2 separate regions of the Homo sapiens genome follow, and region 1 is linked to region 2. A link is an interaction called in ENCODE POLR2A ChIA-PET data of the cell type or tissue named here. Cell type or tissue: OCI-LY7. All regions are shown on one strand. Each heading gives the region's core, and the rest is flanking DNA. Links, peaks and the distances in the headings are about the cores only.

The links. ChIA-PET counts read pairs that join two places held together with the same protein. Peaks named below come from ENCODE experiments on the same cell type or tissue, not always from the same donor. Only the 100,000 strongest peaks of a DNase experiment are listed, where the experiment ranks them.
Region 1: POLR2A ChIA-PET joins it to region 2 with 5 read pairs; 2 of 35 experiments call an interaction of 5 or more read pairs at or near these places.

The regions. Positions count from the first base shown.
Region 1 is chr20:21,593,016-21,603,470 of GRCh38, reverse strand. All of the region lies in intron 1 of LINC01727 (long intergenic non-protein coding RNA 1727), which reads right to left. Among named protein-coding and RNA genes, the nearest start is that of LINC01727, 28 kb to the right of the region's middle. In OCI-LY7, for the core only: no CTCF peak of the experiment used is centred there; a DNase peak (open chromatin) is centred at 4,260; H3K27ac peaks cover 2,109 bases.
Region 2 is chr20:21,473,836-21,484,290 of GRCh38, reverse strand. No RefSeq gene overlaps it. Among named protein-coding and RNA genes, the nearest start is that of NKX2-2, 35 kb to the left of the region's middle. In OCI-LY7, for the core only: no CTCF peak of the experiment used is centred there; no DNase peak of the experiment used is centred there.

The DNA of each region.
Region 1 (10,455 bases), core at 1,234-9,233, 120 kb before region 2:
AAAGGGGGTTGAGGTCTAAAGATCTCATGAAGAAGGTGGAATACTTCAGAGGGGAGCTGACTGAGTTCTGTTTAAGGAGCAGCCAGAATGCTGAGGGGAGGGAAAGGGAAATGGAGTCAGAGAGTGGAGTGGGAAGGGATTGGGGCTGCCTTTCTATTTCCCTGGAATTAGGGCTACCTTTCTGTTTTCCCAACAGTAATTCTAACTCAGATTTGCAACCACTTGCAGCCACTTCTGATGCTGAAATCCCTACCTCTGGCTAAGAGTAAGCACTCAATCAATATTTGCTGAATGGCTGAATGAATGAATGTGAATCCTATTGGAGTATAACCAGGTATTTCAACTGCAAAACACCCTCTATGAACTGAAGCTGGTTGCACCTTGTGAGGTGCCTGGTTGAGACATTTTGTTTTACCATAGCCATTCTGCTGTTAATAATAACCACAAACATACAATAAACCCCTATGTCTTCGATCTGAGAAAAGGATTGGAGTGTATGTAGTTATTTGAGAGATTACTTCAATAAACATGGGTAGGGGAGTGAGGAAATAAGGCAGGGAAGAGCGCCAATGAGCAAGTTAGTGCTATGAGCAATGGAGGCGCAGCCCTTCCAGCTTGGGAATTTGGGGAGACGGTGTAGAACATGAAGGTGGATTGTTGATTCACAAATTCCCATCCACCATGGTTGAGAGCTGCTTCCAGTGGATCAACGCTTTCCTTCTCCCCCCACCCCACTCCACCCAATCCCCACCTCCAGCCCTCCCTACCCACAGTAGAGCTTTCTTCCCAAGCCCCAGGAAGCCTCAGGTGGAGACGTCATATATGCTTAGGAGGAAGCCCTTGATAGTGAATGCTGAGGGGATATGAATGGGGCACTGACTGCATTTGCTACAGATTACTGAATGCCAGGCACATTGAACAATAAAAAGAAAAAGAGCTAGCTGGACTAAAAAACTGAATGAAGGCCAATATATCAAGAATATAATGAACAAGCGGGAGAATGGTAAGATTAAGCCAGAAAAGCGGTAAGAATCATGGAGGGCCCTGTCAGCCAAGTGTATTAATTGGGATTGGCTACATTATGCCAAGCAGTAACAATTGGGAGGAAGAAAAAAGAGCACAGATATCAGGAGATAGAGAAAATCTGGGAGTTATAGTGAACCCTAAGCTCAATAAAAGTTATAAAGGTAGCATGTGAGAATGGTGCCCTTAGGAGCACTTGCACATGTATGAAATGTGGGGGTCAGGGATCAGCCCTTTTGTTTTAAGCAGGCTTGGTTGAACTCTAATTGTGTCTAGATTTAGTCTTCTCACTTTCAAGTGTGTGTGGAAAAAACAGTAGAGGAGATTTGGCAAAGAGCAATGAAGAAAGTTGAGTTTGCATAACCAGCCCAGAAAAAGAAAGACAAAATAGCTGTCTACGAGCTTATTGATGTTTATTGTGAAAGGAACCCCAGCCAGAGGTTGCGTCATTCACAGGAGAAACGGTGAATAGAACCCTGAAGTCTGATTATCTCTGTCCTCAGAATCCCCATGATGCAGTCCATGCCACCTTCATCATCATCTCGGTGGTGTTCATGGTTCCCCTGCATTGGTCCAGGGTACTTCACTGGACCAACAATTCAGTTCAAACTTCCTTCAGCTTCCCCATGGAGTCATGGGAGATTTTTACGGGCTTCCCTGCCCCTAGAAGAATAAGTTGCAGCCCCTCCCCTCTAAAAGCTCTGATAGCAGGAGAAAATACCACGTTTGAGTAGTTTGGATGTTTGCTAATCTAAAGATGAGGAATTGATAAGACAGGGACATGGAACTCTTTCTGTTTTTATAATTCCATGGGCACTAAACTGTAGTCATGAGTCAGAATCCTACATTTTTCATTAAGGCTCTGTAGAGAAATCTCCAAAAAGATTTCTGTCTCCTGACTTTTTTGGTCCAGTTTCCAAATATCTTCATCAGTGGTCAGGAGGAAATAATGCAGTTTAAACAATAAGAATAATATTAGTAATAATAATCACTGTGAGCTTTCATCAAGTACTACTAAACAGCAGATGCTGTGCTGCACATCTGTTCCCATATATCTACTGTTGCATAGATAAACCACTCAAAAATTTGGTGGCTTTTTAAAAACATCATTTATTTAGTTTATGAATCTGGCATGTCAGCCTGGACCAGTGGGGAACATCATCTTTGCTTCATCTGGTGTCAACTGGGGAAGCTCAAATGGAGTCTAGGAGTTCATTTCCAGGATTCTTCAGATATGTGGCTGGTAAGTTGGTGCTGCTTGAGCGCTCAAGCAGGGTGGGAGGCCAGGATTCTCAGTTTCTTTCTTTCTTTCTTTTTTTTTTTTTTTTTTTTTTTGAGACAGAGTCTTGCTCTTGTCAACCAGGCTGGAGTGCAATGGCACAATCTCAGCTCACTGCAACCTCCGCCTCCTGAGTTCAAATGATTCTCCTGCCTCAGCCTCCTGAGTAGCTAGGATTACAGGTGCTCACCACATTTTTGTATTTTTAGTAGAGACAGGGTTTTGCCATGTTGGCCAGGCTGGTCTCGAACTCCTGACCGTATGATCCGCCCGCCTCAGCCTCCCAAAGTGCTGGGATTACAGGCATAAGCCACCGTGCCTGGCCTCTCAGTTTCTTTCTATGTGGGCCTCTCCATGAGCTGCTTGGGCTTCCTCACAATATGGTGGCTGGTTTCAAAAACAAACAGGACAAGAGGACCAGGTAAGAACTGCATCACCTTTTATGACCTAGCCGTAGATGTCACATAGTGCCATTTCCACCATACACGTGAGTTCAGATTTAAGATAGTGGAACACAGAGCTCATCTCTTGATGAGAAGAGTATCAAAATCACATTGTAAGGCAACCATGGGGATTGAAAATATTGTTGTGGCCATTTTTAGAAAACACAATCTTCCTCAGAGGCATTATTCCATTTAATTCTCATGGCATCCCTGTAAGGCAGATAGTGTTAGCCTTCCCTTTACCAATGAAGAGACAAAGAACTTTTGTTACTTGCCTCTGATCAAAGCACTATCATGTGACAGACTTAACCTAAGTTCTCTGTGGCCCCCAATCCTTCCTCCTTAAATGCTATTTTATGCCATCTTCCACAAAACAGCTACAACTTCTGACTTGGAGCGATGGAATTAGAGCCAACTCTGTCACTTAGCTTTGTGATTTTGAGTCAATTCTCCACATGTCTTTGGTTCTCAGTTGCCTTTTATATAAAATGGGAGCTAAGAATAGCTCCTTGTTAATAACTCTCTAAGTCTGTTTCATGATTAGATGAGATAACAAAAGTGAAGAGTGATGCATAGCCTAATAGGTGATCTTAAATATTTGGAAATATTAAATCTCATGTACTTAGTATTACTTAACATTCAGTAGAACTCTTAGAGTGACCACCATTCTGATAATTTCAGCTAGTACCCATCTGTATCAGTTAGGTTGACATTGGACTTCTAGTCAGAGACACAAAATAATAGTGGTCCGAAGAGATGAGCTGTTTGTTATCACTCACATTAAAGTTTGGGATTGAGCTAGGATAGAAAAGTGAAAGGTTTATGTGGACAAACAAAAATGCCTAGTGACCAAGAACCATTTACCTTCTTCATCAACCCACTGAGAAAATTTTCCAAAAGCCCTCAGATTAGGGCATGTCCTACAACCACTAAATTGAATTTGATTCAACTGGTTGGAAAGGCAAACATCAAAAATTCTCTAGCTAAGTTCAATAACTTTTAGCAAAAGCATGACCTTCAAATGTTGTTGGACATACTCTGAATAAGAAATGAGAATTATATCACAATGTAATATACATATGCTTTTAATATCAATATAAAACAATTTTATAAAATAATTCCTACACTTACCATATACAACAACCCTCATATTTTCTATTTTACTCCATTTTGTTCTAGTCTGTTCAATTTCATTAGTTAAAAAATCAAAAATGCCCATAATCCAATGAACTGATTTCACAGCCTACTAATGAATTAAGGAAATCATTTGAAAAATACTGAGCTAAGCTAGGCATGGTGGCTCACACCTGTAGTCCCAGCTACTCAGGAGGCTGAGGTGGGGAAACTAGCCCAATTGTCCCATAGAATTGATGTTCACTGGGTTTTTTTTTTTTTTTTTGGATAAACATAGAAATATACTGTCTTGGTCTTAAAGCTTGAAATGCATTTGTCTTATCTGAGTTCCTTCCTCAGAATACCAACTGTCAGACCTCCCAGATGGTATCAAGGAACTGAAACTCACCAGATCACTGCATCTAGACAATGAGACACCAGACCCCTCACTCATCATGATTGCCTAACTGACCACCTGCTTCCTGTAGACCAACTCCTCTTCCTTACCCCTCCATAATTCCTGTTTCCTACACTTAGTTACATTCCTACCCTATGATATAAATGCCCCAATTGTAGTTGGTCAGCGAGACAGATTTGAGACTAAGATTTCCTTGGCTGCAGCACCCAATTAAAGCCTTCTTCCTTGGCAATACTTGTTGTCTCAGTAATTGGCTTTCTGTGCAGCAAGCACCAGCACCTAGAATAAACTAGTGTTTTGGTAACAGCAGGAGGATCACCTGAGCCCAGGAGTGAAAGACAAGCCTGGGCAACAAAGAAAAACCCTGTTTCTTTAAAAAAAAAAAAAAAAAAGAAAGAAAGAAGGAAAGAAAGAAAGAAAGAGAAAAGAAAAAGAAAGAAAGAGAGAAAGAGAGAAAGAGAGAAAGAGAGAAAGAAAGAAAGAAAGAAAGAAAGAAAGAAAGAAAGAAAGAAAGAAAGAAAGAAAAAGAAAGAAAGGAAAGAAAAAGAAAGAAAGAAAGAGAAAAACTGAGTGGTTTTGTTTCTTATTACAGCAAACTAAAACTCACTCCCCACTTGGATTTCAGCAATACTTAGTGAATGGTGCACCTATACAATAAAGACAAGTCACACAATGATTAAAGTAGTAGAATTTTGACAATAGTTTGCTCTACCCAAATGCAAAATATATATTTTTTTCTTTTTTCTGGTCATAAAACATAGGGAACTTCCAGTTAACCCTGGAAGGTTGAACAAAAGCACTTATCAGTGCTCCTTCCTCAAACCCTTCTAAAATGATTTAAAGTGAGGTGGGGTGGGGCAGGAGGGATTAAAAAGAGACAAGGAGAATGGGAAAGTCGATTGCAGCAACAAAATTTGGGGAGGTGGTAGAGAGCTGATGAAGGAGTTGCAACAAATAATAGACTTCCTGACTTATGCACACCTGAGAAAGATAATTCTAACCTGGTCATGGGAGTGCCCAGAAGCAAAACCTCAGAACCCATGAAGTCTACAATTCTGGAGGTACCTACTCTACAGAATGGGAGCCCAGCTGGGCCTGAATTGAACATAGGGGAATTGGATGCAAACCTATGGAGGAAGATACACTTCCAGAGAGCTGCATGTCCCTCACTGTGTTAGAAGACTGAGCTTGACTCTCTTGGAAATAAAGTAGAACGTTTCTGGCCTGGGGGATACCAGGCACATGGGAGGACAGGTGTCCATACTACAAATAGTTCATTTTATGGAATTTCCATACTGAATATTGGAACCCTCAAACCTATTTACCCCCAGACTCACTGGCCAATAAATATACTGCCCAAAAGGAAATGAGAAGCTTATTCTCTGGGAAATTTGACCAACACAAGAGAAAGGACCTAGATCCTGACATCAAGAGTTCTCCTATGATGACCCGAAAAGATTACCACACAGTGGAACCCATAAGTGATAAGCCTTAACTATATGCTCAACATTTCCAATCTACTTTTCAATGCTCCACTTTTAAATTTCAGCAGACAGCTAAGGATCCCCAGACATGTAAGAAAAGCTCTAGCATGAAGTAGATCCCCCCTAAGAAAAAAACAGATCAAAGTAAATTAGAGGAAACAGAGCCCATGTAGAAAGACAAAAATTATACCAAAAAAGTATCTTTAATATTTTCAGAGAAATCAAATGAAGCTATTATATCAATGAATCTAAAACAACATTATGTAGAAAGGGAACGATCAGAGAACAAAAAATGAGCTCTTAAGAATTTAAAAATATGCTGGGCATGGTGGTACTTGCCTGTAGTCCCAGCTACTGAGGAGACTGAGCCAGGAGGACCACTTGAGTCCAGGATTTCAAGGCTGCAGTGCCCTATGTGATCCCACCTGTGAATAGCCACTGCACTCCAGCCTGGGTAGCATAGCAAGCCTCTGTCTCTTAAAAAAAATAATTAAAAATATGATAGTAGAAAAAAACTCAGAAGAAGTTTGGGAAGTATAGCTCTTCTAAAAAAAAATAAAAGAGTTAGAATTTAAATTTTAAAATACCTTTAAAATTAGAAGATCAGTCCAGGAGGGTCCATAACCAGCAATGAAAGTTCAAGAATGTAAACACAGAGAGGAGAATATTCTTTTTTAAAGTAAATAAATTAACTCAATAAGGTTTACCAGAACTGAAAGACATGAGTCTCCAGGTTGCAATCCCATATCAAATATTCTTCAAAATAGGTGAAAATAGATTTATACCAAGGCTTATTATTTGGGAATTTTAGAGTATTGGAAACAAAGAGAAGGCTCTAAACATTTCCATAAAGAAAATAAAATTGTGTATACAAAGGATTAAGAATCCTTTGTTGTTGGACTTCTCAACAACACCACCAAAGCTAGAAAAAAGTGTTTCCAACCTGAAATTCTGTATTCAGCAAGATGTCGACAAGCACAAGGATAAAATAAAGACATTTTCAAACTTTTGAGGCCAAACTTTTGTGTCTCTTTTGGGTACACTTTTGCAGAAAGCAACTTGAGAGGTGCTTCCCTACATGGATTTTACAAGTTGCTGGTGAATGGTACACCCACACAATGAAGAAAAGGCACAGAATAATTCAAGTAGTGGAATTTGAAAATATAGGTTTTTCTACCCAAATGGAAAAAAATCTTTATTTTTTTTTCTGGTCTTAAAATATGGGGAACTTCAGGTTAAACCTGGAGACCGAATGCAAGTATTGATCACTATTTCTTCCTCAAACCCTTCTAAAATGATTTAAAGGAGCGGAAATTGAAAAGAGGCAAGGAAATTGCAGGGGTGGAGGCAGTAAATCAAGAAAGAAAGATGTGAGATCCAGAGCACATTCTTTTGAGGTGAGATCCATCCCAAAAGAAAAGCAGAAAGAACCAGATGGCAGTTCAGGGAGCTTCTAGGGTGGCCGAGCAGGTCAGGAGAGAGGCCTGCAATCTTGGGACAAGAGGACGGGGACATCTAGGAGGGGTGTCATCAAGATGATGAAACTGCTCCCAAAATACTTGAATGTCCTTGAGGCAGGAGACTGGCAGGACTTATTTTTGAGTCACAACCCCGCTGATGGAAGCAGGATCTAGTCAGAACAGGATGCAGGGAAGAAGCCACCCAAAACCAGCAGACAGCAATGAAAGCAACCTCCAGTTGGCCTAACTGCTCATTACCATGAAGACACTTCCACTAGTGCCATGGCAGCTTGTAAACGCCATGGCAACAAGCCATGGCAACAGCCTGGAAGTTAACTTAAATGGTTCCTGAAACTTCCCGCCTCTTTTCCAGAAACTTCTCAATAACCCACCTCTTAATTAGCATGTGATTCAAAGTGGTATAAATACAGTTGCCAGCGTACACTGCTGATGCTGGGCACACTGCCTATGAGCCAGGCACTGCTTGTTAAAAGTTGCTTTCTCTCACCACTGACCTTGAATTCTTCCCTGGGTGAAGCAAAGAACCCTCTCATGCTAAGTCTCAATTTTGGACCTTCCCTGCCCTGCATCATCTTGAGAAGAAACAGGATCCCAGCAGAAAGCTTGAAAATGAATGAGTGATTTTCTTTTAATAACAAGCAAAAGTTTTTTAAAAAGAGACTATTACCAACTTTGGAGGAGAAGTTGTACATGAATAGAAATATAAGTCTACACAGCACATGGTGTGGCTTGGCTGCAAGTGGTATTGACCTAGAGTCATAATAATGTGCATATCTCACATTGACTAACGATATGACCACAGTGGAATGATGAGGGATGGAAGGAAGGTACGGAAGGGGTCTGAATCCTCATCTTCCACAGCAGGAAGTCAATATATAATATCTAAAACTAATCAATAACAAATAACAGTAAAACCACTCAATTTAAGATGGAGTAATAAATATCAAACCTGGCTCTGCTCTTCATTAGCTGTTACTAAATCTCTATGAACCCCAGTCTCCAATCCCTAAAACAGTGCTCTATAAGAGTTCAGAGTTGTTACCTTCTAATACTGGTGGGGGTGAGGGAGGTGACAAGGTAGAATATCTCTCTTATTACCGGCCTTATGGGACTGTATGATTTTTTAAACAATATCCCTGTATGACTTTGTATTTGTGTAAAATATATATTTAAAGAAACCATCTGCATTTATAAAATTTAAATTTAAAAACTAATAAAAGGAATTCAGGCATATGTAAAATAGAATGAAGAAGCTTTTCTGAAACTCTTACCCCCAGAGATATCAACTAACTGCTTAATATATGTTCCCTTCTGAATGCAATTAAACTAAAATGGTACCACATTAAACCATATTGTAAAAATCCATTCTTCTCAAAGAACAATATCTCTTGGATGTCTCTCTTTGTTGATACATGTGGGCAATCTCAAAAACACTATTGTGAGGACAATATTAATGACTGCCGAGCAGAGCCATTTTGGGGATTAAATGCTTATGAGACACTGAATGTGGAATCACTGTGTAAATTATAAAGCAAGATAAGTAGTGTTGGTTATAGCTATAATTATAGTTAAAAATATAGAAAATTTGATCTGCAGCCAAAGTGCTTGATTAAGTGGTGTACTCCATGATCAACAGATATTCTCATTCATCATACCCAGAGATCACAGAAATCACAGGAGAAGCTGCTGGGTTTTCAGAGTACACCTGAATTAGAGCATGCCGTGCGTTATTTAAAACCAGGAGAAACAGCCTAACAGATGTTCTAGATAATGGCTGTTTGTCATCGATATTATCTCCTTTGTCTGGGAACATGTACTCATGTTTATAGAAGCCTCTCTTGGGTTCCACATACTGCATAATGATGGAAATGATTCTTTAAAATGCAGCTGCTGGACTATATTCTTTCAACTGTGAATCTAGTGTGACCAAAACACAGCTTTGGGCTCACAAGCCAACTGGTGGGCCTGACGTGGTGCAAAAAGCAGTGTGCAACCTAGCTGTGCTCCTTCTTACCTGTTACTAAATCTCTATGAACCCCAGTCTCTTGATCCCTAAAGTGGTACTAACAAGGCTTTCCATTCAAATTTGTTATGCAGATAAGAGATAATATGCATGATGTGCCCAGCATATTGGAGGCATTTACTAAATCAAATCTATTACTAGTTTGTATGTATTTATGTGGAAGTAATGCTAGGAGATAACTTCATTTGCTTAAGCTAAAGCAGTGAAAAGAATTAATTCCTAGACCCATCAAACTGAATTTGAATTCTTCCCATATTAATTTTACGTCTGTACACCTAACGGCAACCAAAATCTATAGCAAGTAGGCCATTTACTTTGGTGTCCAACCCAGGTCTGAGTCCAGGCTCAGCAAACTTAGAAACAAGAGGCCTTGGGCAAATTACCTAATACCCTGAAGCTCAGTTTCCTCATCTGTAAAACACGGATAATAATATACACCTTAGAGTATTGTTATAAAGACATAGTGAGGGCATACTTGTAAAGTATCTATCACAGTACCTGCTTCATTTTAAGTGATCCATCAAACATAGCTATTGCTATTATAAGACTCAGATCCTCTTAATATCTCTCACTAACAGGAAGACACTACTGCAGGCATTTCCCAAGGGGAAACATACTTGCAGGCTAGTAGATATTAAAGAGTTGACATGCTTTTGTAATGAAAGAATAACAGAGGTTTCGTGTCAATATTAGTGTGCTGATGCATTATACTCCGCAGGCAATAAAAGACTGTAAGTAACTTTCTTTTCAGGCTTTAATACGTTTAAAATGAAAAGGGTCTGACAGCAAATTGTTTTTATGTTAACTAAATTAACCAAAAACAAAAGCAGCAAGAAGGAATAAAGGAAAAAGAAGTTTGTAAACCTTAGAATCTAGCCTTGACTCTGTTCTAATTCGCTGAATGACCTTGGACAGGCCCAAGTCTTTGTCTCTTTGCTTGCAAAATGAAAGTGTCCCTCTGTCCTTGCGAGAATTCAGCATTTTCTTGGAGGTCTTAGTCAATGCAATGAGATGAGGAAAAGAAGTTAAAGGTGTAAGAATGTTAAACAATGGGTCAACATTGTGATTATTTTGCAGACAATATAATTATCTACATAAAAAATTCTAGAAGATGTGCAGACTGTTAGAATTAATAAAAGAGTTCAAGAAGATTTTCATATGCAAGACACACTAAAAATTAGTAATGTTCTT
Region 2 (10,455 bases), core at 1,494-9,493:
AGTCTTTACTCCAGAGTGGATTTGTAAGTGATTCTACAAAGATCCAGGGGTACTAATGACCTGGGATCACTTTTATCCCCTTCAAAGGTTGTCAGCTTAATCCTGGAGCCTTGAATTTGCTTTCTATATCCCCAGCTCTCCTCCCAGACTTTCTCTGCCAGACTCACACACACACACACACCCTTTAACCCTGGAAATGCTGATAATGGCCTTTGTGTGTTTGCATGCCTGGCTTATTGTTCTCCACTCTGGTTTCGGCTTACTTATATTTTTGCTACTCCTCCCCACCCCCATTGGAGATTTTCCTTACATACTTAAGTCCAGCAAAGGTCTAATTGTTCCACAGTAGAAGGATCCCTCAGGAAGTTCTCAGTCTACTATACTTCCCAAAGTGGAATGATTCTTATGTTTCTGTATCTTTGGCTCCACATTAGGTAACACTGCAGAGTACAATATAGGGCGTATGTGTTAGATTGTACTACTGTTCAACAAATATTCACTCTCCCCTCTTTCCCAATAGGACAAGTCTCTTCCCTTTTTCATTGATGTTAGTCTTGGCTATATGACTTGCTTTTGCCAATGGGATATAAGCAGAAGTGACAAACATTTTAAATGTCCAAGCAGACATTTAAAAAAAAATTGGAATTTCTGCCAGTACTTCTGAACTCTTACCCATTGCCATAAGACAGTGTGTCCATTAACACCCCACTGTCAACATTAGACAGATCGAGACAGAAAGTTAACAAGGATATCCAGGAATTGAACTCAGCTCTGCACCAAGCCTTCCTAATAGACATCTACAGAACTTTCCACCCCAAATCAACAGAATATACATTCTTCTCAGCACCACATCACACTTATTCAAAAATTGACCACATAGTTGCAAGTAAAGCACTCCTCAGCAAATGTAATAGAACAGGAATTGTAACAAACTGTCTCTCAGACCACAGTGCAATCAAACTAGAACTCAGGATTAAGAAACTCACTCAAAACCGCTCAACTACATGGAAACTGAACAACCTGCTCCTGAATGACTACTGGGTACATAACGAAATGAAGGCAGAAATAAAGATCTTCTTTGAAACCAATAAGAACAAAGACACAACATACCAGAATCTCTGGGACACATTTAAAGCAGTGTGTGAGGGAAATTTATAGCACTAAATGCCCACAAGAGAAAGCAGGAAAGATCTAAAATTGACACCCTAACATCACAATTAAAAGAACTAGAGAAGCAAGAGCAAACACATTCAAAAGCTAGCAGAAGGAAAGAAATAACTAAGATCAGAGCAGAACTGAAGGAGACAGAGACATAAAAAACCCTTCAAAAAATCAATGAATCCAGGAGCTGGTTTTTTGAAAAGATCAACAAAATTGATAGACCGCTAGCAAGACTAATAAAGAAGAAAAGAGAGAAGAATCAAATAGACACAATAAAAAATGATAAAGGGGATATCACCACTGATGCCACAGAAATACTACCTACCATCAGAGAATACTATAAACACCTCTATGCAAATAAACTAGAAAATCTAGAAGAAATGGATAAATTCCTGGACACATACACCCTCCCAAGACTAAACCAGGAAGAAGTTGAATCTCTGAATAGACCAATAACAGGTTCTGAAATTGAGGCAATAATTAATAGTCTACCACCCAAAAAAAGTCCAGGACCAGATGGATTCACAGCCAAATTCTACCAGAGGTACAAAGAGGACCTGGCACCATTCCTTCTGAAACTATTCCAATCAATAGAAAAAGAGGGAATCCTCCCTAACTCATTTTATGAGGCCAACATCATCCTGATACCAAAGCCTGGCAGAGACACAACCAAAAAAGAGAATTTTAGACCAATATCCCTGATGAACATTGATGCAAAAATCCTCAATAAAATACTGGCAAACAGAATCCAGCAGAACATCAAGAAGCTTATCCACCATGATCAAGTTGGCTTCATCCCTGGGATGCAAGGCTGGTTCAACATACACAAATCAATAAACGTAATCCAGCATATAAACAGAACCAAAGACAAAAACCACGTGATTATCTCAATAGATGCAGAAAGGCCTTCAACAAAATTCAACAGGCCTTCATGCTAAAAACTCTCAATAAACTAGGTATTGATGGGACGTATCTCAAAATAATAAGAGCTATTTATGACAAACCCACAGCCAATATCATACTGAATCAGCAAAAACTGGAAGCATTCCCCTTGAAAACTGGCACAAGACAGAGATGCCCTCTTTCACCACTTGTATTCAACATAGTGTTGGAACTTCTGGCCAGGGCAATCAGGCAAGAGAAAGAAATAAAGTGTATTCCATTAGGAAAAGAGGAAGTGAAATTGTCCCTGTTTGCAGATGACATGATTGTGTATTTAGAAAATCCCATCGTCTCAGCCCAAAATCTCCTTAAGCTGATAAGAAATTTCAGCAAAGTCTCAGGGTACAAAATCAATGTGCAAAAATTACAAGCATTCCTTTACACCAATAACGGACAGAGAGCCAAATCATGAGTGAACTCCCATATACAATTGTTTCAAAGAGAATAAAATACCTAGGAGTCCAACTTACAAGGGATGTGAAGGACCTCTTCAAGGAGAACTACAAACCACTGCTCAACGAAATAAAAGAGGACACAAACAAATGGAAGAACATTCCATGCTCATGGATAGGAAGAATCAATATTGTGAAAATGGCCATACTGCCCAAGGTAATTTATAGATTCAATGCCATCCCCATCAAGCTACCAATGACTTTCTTCACAGAATTGGAAAAAACTACTTTAAAGTTCATGTGGAACCAAAAAAGAGCCCGCATTGCCAAGACAATCCTAAGCCAAAAGAACAAAGCTGGAGGCATCACGCTACCTGACTTCAAACTATACTACAAGGCTACAGTAACCAAAACAGCATGGTACTGGTACCAAAACAGAGATATAGACCAATGGAACAGAGTAGAGCTCTCAGAAATAATACCACACATCTACATCCATCTGATCTTTGACAGACCTGACAAAAACAACAAATGGGGAAAGGATTCCCTATTTAATAAATGGTGCTGGGAAAACTGGCTAGCCATACTTAGAAAGCTGAAACTGGATCCCTTCCTTACACCTTATACAAAAATTAATTCAAGATGGATTAAAGACTTAACTGTTAGACCTAAAACCATAAAAACCCTAGAAGAAAACCTAGGCAATACAATTCAGGCCATAGGCATGGGCAAGGACTTCATGACTAAAACACCAAAAGCAATGGCAACAAAAGCCAAAATTGACAAATGGGATCTAATTAAACTAAAGAGCTTCTGCACAGCAAAAGAAACTACCATCAGAGTGAACAGGCAACCTACAGCATGGGAGAAAATTTTTACAATCTACTCATCTGACAAAGGGCTAATATCCAGAAAGAACCTACAAAGAACTTAAACAAATTTACAAGAAAAAAATCAAACAATCCCATCAAAAAGTGGGCAAAGATATAAACAGACACTTCTCAAAAGAAGACATTTATGCAGCCAACAGACACATGAAAAAATGTTCATCATCACTGGCCATCAGAGAAATGCAAATCAAAACCACAATGAGATACCATCTCACACCAGTTAGAATGGCGATCATTAAAAAGTCAGGAAATAACAGGTGCTGGAGAGGATGTGGAGAAATAGGAACACTTTTACATTGTTGGTGGGACTGTAAACTAGTTCAACCATTGTGGAAGACAGTGTGGCAATTCCTTAAGGATCTAGAACTAGAAATACCATTTGACCCAGCCATCCCATTACTGGGCATATACCCAGAAGATTATAAATCATGCTGCTATAAAGACACATGCACACATATGTTTATTGCAGCACTATTCACAATAGCAAAGACTTGGAACCAACCCAAATGTCCATCAATGATAGACTGGATTAACAAAATGTGGCACATATACACCATGGAATACTACGCAGCCATAAAAAAGGATGAGTTCATGTCCTTTGTAGGGACATGGATGAAGCTAGAAACCATCATTCTCAGCAAACTATCACAAGGACAGAAAACCAAACACTGCATGTTCTCACTCATAGGTGGGAATTGAACAATGAGAACCCTTGGACACAGGGTGGCGAACATCACACACTGGGGCCTGTGGTGGGGTGGGGGGAGGGGGAAGGGATAGCATTAGGAGATATACCTAATGTAAATGACGAGTTAACAGGTGCAGCACACCAACAGGTCACATGTATACATATGTAACAAACCTGCACGTTGTGCACATGTACCCTAGAACTTAAAGTATAAAAAAAAAAAAAGAAAGAAAGAGTGTGTCCAGGGTAACGATTGATCCTCCATCGCAGGTCACAGAATGAAGAACAAATACCCATAACCTATAGCAGGGCCATTGCAGCTGACTCACAGATATGGGGCAAGAAAAACAAATATTTGCTTTTGTGAGCCAATGAAATTTGGGGTAATTCGTTAAGCTACATAATAACAGAGAAGATGAATAATACTGTGAAATAAAATTTGTGGGAAGCCACTGATTTGCACTCCTGCACTAAGTCTAACAGACCAAATCAATATGGTCTTCTGTTTCCTGAGACTTGGTACCCTAGACACAAAGAGGAAAGATAAAGTGAAAGGGATCCCCATTTCAGAGGATGAAATGTGTGCGTCATCAGCGTTAGCCCCAGGAGAAAATCCTGTGTGAGGAACATAGTCCAATAGACCAGAGGAATAGTAGTATCAAATATTCCATTCAAATCTTCCTTTTCTCTCCTTCGGAAATATTTGCAAGCATTTTGAGTTAGTTGTGTTTCTTTGGGAAAGAAATGCATTGCTTTAGGTCCATCCTTTGAGACAAAGTATCCCTAGCAGAATTGCTGCATATGGCGAAACAGTGATGAGATAGTCAGAGGGGAAGGATGTTGAAGTCCCATGCAAGCAGCATCAAGTCCACCAAGATGCATTTGTAGAACTTGACAGCATTCTTGGGAATTCCTAGGAATACAATATAAAAGGAACTGATGAAAGATAAGGACTTTCTGCTGAAGATGGGATTTCGTACATTATTACCAGTATTAAAGGGGAGGACGGTCCTTGAAGGGTGAAGACAGAGAACAAAGAGGTGCTTATTTATTTCTCTCTTAACTTTTTAAAAGTTTAATATTCACACACAGAAAGGACAGATATAATAAGTATATGGCAGGCCAGGCGTGGTGGTTCATGCCTGTAATCCCAGCACTTTGGGAGGCCGAGGCAATTGGATCACGAGGTCAGGAAATCGAGACCATCCTGGCTACTAAACCCCGTCTCTACTAAAAATACAAAAAATTAGCCAAGCGTAGTGGCAGGCGCCTGTAGTCCCAGCTACTCAGTAGGCTGAGGCAGGAGAATGGCATGAACCCGGGAGGCGGAGCTTGCAGTGAGCCGAGTGTGTTTTTATTTATTTATTTATTTTATTTTATTTATTTATTTTATTTTTCTCTTTATTTATTTATTTATTCATTTATTTTGAGACAGAGTCTCGTTCTGTCACCCAGGCTGGAGTGCAGTGGCGTGATCTCAGCTCACTGCAGCCTCCATCTCCCGGGTTCAAAGGATTCTTGTGCCTCAGCCTCCCGAGTAGCTGGGATTACAGGCGTGCACCACCACGACCAGCTAATTTTTGTATTTTTTTAGTAGAAACAGGGTTTCACTGTGTTGGCCAGGCTGGTCTTGAACTCCTGACCTCAAGTGATCCACCTGCCTTGGCCTCCCAAAGTGCTGGGATTACAGGCATGAGCCACCACACCTGGTCAAAAGCTTTATTCTTTTAATGGTAGCCTTTCAGATATTAACATGCACAATTATCTGTCCGTTTTTTTCCAACAATTATTCAATATGTCTCATTTCCTACAGACCACGATGACTTTAGCATACTTTATCCATTGAATACTACTCAACACTCCCTTCCTCATATTGTTATTGTTTAGAATTTGAGTTTTACCTTTTTTTTTTTTTTTTTTTTTTTTTTTTGTTTGTTTGAGACAAGAGTCTTGCTCTGTCTCCCAGGCTGGAGTGCAGTGGCGCGATCTCGGCTCACTGCAAGCTCCACCTCCCAGGTTCACGCCATTCTCCTGCCTCAGCCTCCCGAGCAGCTGGGACTACAGGCGCCCGCCACCACGCCCAGCTAATTTTTTGTATTTTTAGTAGAGACGGGGTTTCACCATGTTAGCCAGGATGGTCTCAATCTCCTGACCTTGTGATCCGCCCGTCTCGGCCTCCCAAAGTGCTGAGATTACAGGCTTGAGCCACCGTGCCCAGCCCGAGTTTTACCTTTCTTACACCCCAAAAGAGGCTTCTCTTTTTTTAGTTTTGCAGTCAATAAATAATTAATTTTACCAATTGACATAGTCACTTTTGTTTCTGATAGCCCATAATCTCCTGTGATATCTTTCTTTTTTTTTTTTTTTTTTTTTTAGATGGAGTCTCGCTCTGTCACCCAGGCTGGAGTGCAGTGGCACAGTCTCAGCACACTGCAACCTCTGCCTCCTGGGTTCAAGTGATTCTTCTGCTGCAGCCTACCGAGTAGCTGGGACTACAGGCGTGTGCCACCGTGCCTGGCTAATTTCTGTATTTTTAGTAGAGACGGGGTTTCGCCATATTGGCCAGGCTGGTCTTGAACTACTGACCTCGTGATCTGCCCACCTCAGCGCCCCAAAGTGCTGGGATTACAGACGTGAGCCACCACGTCCAGCTGGTATGTTTTTAAAAAATTTACTCAAGTGTATCCTTAAAAAAATGTTATTTTAGAGAGAATCTGAAAATAATATTTGTATGACTAAAAATATTTTTATTTTGCCTTCATTCTTGAAAGATAGGTAAATAGTTATTTTTCCCTCAACATCTTGAAGATCTTGCTCTACTGTCCTTGACATTTATTGTAGCAATGAGAACTCTGCTCAGTTTAGCCACAGTTCTGAGTGGAAAGCAGGGGATTCCCTCAACTCTGCCCTCAATACCCTTTATAAAGTAAGATAAAATTGTATCCAGTGAAATGCATAGCTCTTAAGTATATAATTGGATATGTTTTGATAAATATCTACATCTATGTAACCCCCTCCTAATGAAGATCTAAAATGTCTCTATCACTCTGGAGTCAGAACCTCAGTGCACTTTCGGATTGTTGCTTCATCCTTGCTCTTCCGTGACCTCATTATGATAGGTCTAGATGATTTATTTTTATGTATCCTTTCTGGAGTTGAAAGTACCCTTTTGACTTCAAGACAGGTGGCTTCTCTCAAATTCTGGAAAATTTTAAGCTATCACCCCTCTAAACGTTGTTCATCTTCCATGACCTCCATTCACTTCTCTATTCCCTGTTAGATGACTGTTGGAGTCATTTAGTCTATCATCTATATCTCAACTAATCTTTCATACAGAGGTGTTTCACATATGAAATGATTTTAAAGTCTCTTTCTATCTCTGTTCCACATCAGAGTGAAATCCTTTTAGCTTCCAATTCACTGATTTTTCTTCTCTTTAATTTTTTGATATAAGGAACAACATGGATTAATCTCAAAATCATTATGTTGAATGAAAAAAGCCAGACATAAAAGAACACACATTGTATGGTTCTATTTATATAAAGCTTAGAAACAGGCAAAGAGTAATCTATGAGGATAAAAGTCAGAATAGTCATTAACTCTGGTGGAAGTCTTTATGAACTGGGAAGGAACCTGAGAGACGCTTCTAGGGTAAGGTTCCATTCCATGCCAGACAGGAAATGTAGCTTGTCTGGAATGGAATGGTGGTTATACATGGGTGTTTACATATGTGAATGTTTGTAGATATATATAGTTTGTGGAGCTATACACTTAAAATTATGCACTGTATGTCAGAGGAAGGAAGAAGGAAGGAAGGGAGGGAGGGAGGGGAGATGAAAGAAAGAGAAAAGAAAAAAGTTAGGGAAGGATGGAGGGAGGAATGGAGGGAGAAAGAGAGGATGAGAGAGAGAGAAAGAAAGAACCAAACCCAGGAATATGTTATCTCTCAGCTCCTGGGGCTCCTAGGAAAGGCAGATCCAGCAGTCCATGTCCTAAATAAGCACTGAGGTGCAAAAAATGGACTAATTTGAAAACAGGAGACTGATAGGCTATTATAAAGGCACTGGGCCTCATAAATACCTCCAAAGGTAATAGCAGGGCCAAAACAGGGACATCATTTATCAAGTGGTCAGAAAGAAAACAGAATTGGTTCATTCATTTCCTATACCACCATTTGAAATTCATACTCAGTGTCACTGAATGTAAGCAACACTGACTCTGTACTAATAGTGCTCTCTTATGCTTCTCCAAGCCCACATTTGCCAGGGACTGAAATAGGTGCCATGAGATGATTTGTCGCTGCTGCTGCTGCTGTTGCTTCGGAAGCTCAGAAGCAATATGAAAGCATAGCAATAAGGATTAGGTTTGTCTGGGAATGACAGAAAACCCTAAATGACAGTAGCATTTTGTGATGCTTAATTGTATGTGTCAACTTGACTGGGATAAGGGATGCCCAGATAGCTGGCAAAACATTATTTCTGGGCTGGGCATGTCTGTGAGGGTGTTTCTGGAAAAGATTAACATTTCAATTCATAGGCTGAGTAAGGAAAATTCCTCTCACCAGTATGGGTGAGCATCATCATATTTGTCGAAGGACTGAATAGAACAAAAATATGGAGAAGGGTGAATTTGCTTCTATTTGAGCTGGAACATCCATTTTCTCCTGCTCTCCAACATTGGCATTCCCAGTTCTCAGGTCATCAGACATGGACTAGGACTTACACCTCTGGACTCGAATTGAATTATCTACCAGCTTTCCTGATTCTCCAGCTTGAAGATGACAAATCATGAGGCTAAATCACTTCTTAGCCTCCATAATCATGAACCAATTTCTATCATCTCTCTTTCTCTCTCTCTCTCTCTCTCTCTCTCTCCCTCTCTCTCTTTATATATAGATGTATGTGTATTTGTATATAGTCAGCCCTTGGCATCTGTAGCTTCAACTTCAGATTAAAAACTTTGCAAACAAAACTGCATCTCTACTGAACATGTACAGACATTTTTTCCTTGTCATTATGCCCTGAACAATACAGTTAGCAATTATTTACATAACATTTACATTTTATTAGGTATTATAAGTAATCTAAAGATGATTTAAAGTATATGGGGAAGGGGCCAGACACGGTGGCTCAAGCCTGTAATCCCAGCACTCTGGGAGGCCAAGGGGGGCAGATCACCTGAGGTCAGGAGTTCAAGACCGCCTGGCCAATATAGTGAAATCCCATCTCTACTAAAAATACAAAAATTAGCCAGGTGTGGTGGTGCATGCCTGTAGTCCCAGCTACTTGGGGGGCTAAGGCAAAAGAATCGCTTGAACTCGGGAGACGGAGGTTGCAGTGAGCTGAGATTACGCCACTGCACTCCGGTCTGGACAACAGCATCTCAAAAAAAAAAAAAAAAGTTAGATGGGAAGAGGTAAATAGGATATACATAGGTTACATGCAAATGTTATGCCGTTTTATATCAGGCACTTGAGCATCTACATATTTTGTTACCCACGGGAGGTCCAGGAACCAATCTCCTATGGATACTAAGGGACAAATGTATATATCCTATAACCAATAGGAAATGTGTGTGTGTGTGCATTTCCTATTGGTCTGTTTCTCTGGAGAACCCTGAATAATACGCTTATATAAGATAGAAATTATTTTTCTTTCTTGCAAAATAAATGTCGAGGCATACAGTTCAGGACTGGCAAGGCAGCTCTGCAAAGTCATCAGAAACCTGGCTCTCTGAAGTCGTCTGTTCTACCATCTCTAGAATGACCCTTTTTCTCATGACCCAAGATAGCAGGCAGTTGGAGGCCTAGCTGCCCACATCCACATTCCAAAGTAGCTGGAGAAGTAAGGAATAAAGATGTGCCTCCACTCTTCAAGAAATACCATATAACACTTCTGCTTTAAACTCATTGGCCAAAACCTAGTCACATGGCCTAGTCACCTAGCTGGGACACTGGAAAATGTGGCCTTTTAGTGGATAATATGTTTGTCCTAAATAAAACTAAGCTTCTATTAATATTACAGGAAGAAGGAAAGAAGAGATTGTGCTAGGCAAACAGGAGTCTTCCACAGAAGTCAATATACATGAAGAATTTATAATCATTTCCTCCACAATACACATTTTTGTACATGAATAATGAGTTAGATATATTTTTAAACACTGTTTGTGGCTGTCCATATTGAGAAAAGATGGTCATTGTTATTAAAGATGCTCATTATTGTTTTGCACTTAAAGTCAGTCTGTATAGTTGAAGCCAGGCAAATAATTGAGGCAATCAACTTGTTAACAGTATTGAGAAAATAATCTCTAGGTCTTTATGTTAGTACTCACAAAATCTTAAAAACCAAACAATGAAAAGAATTATTCAATATTTCAATACATT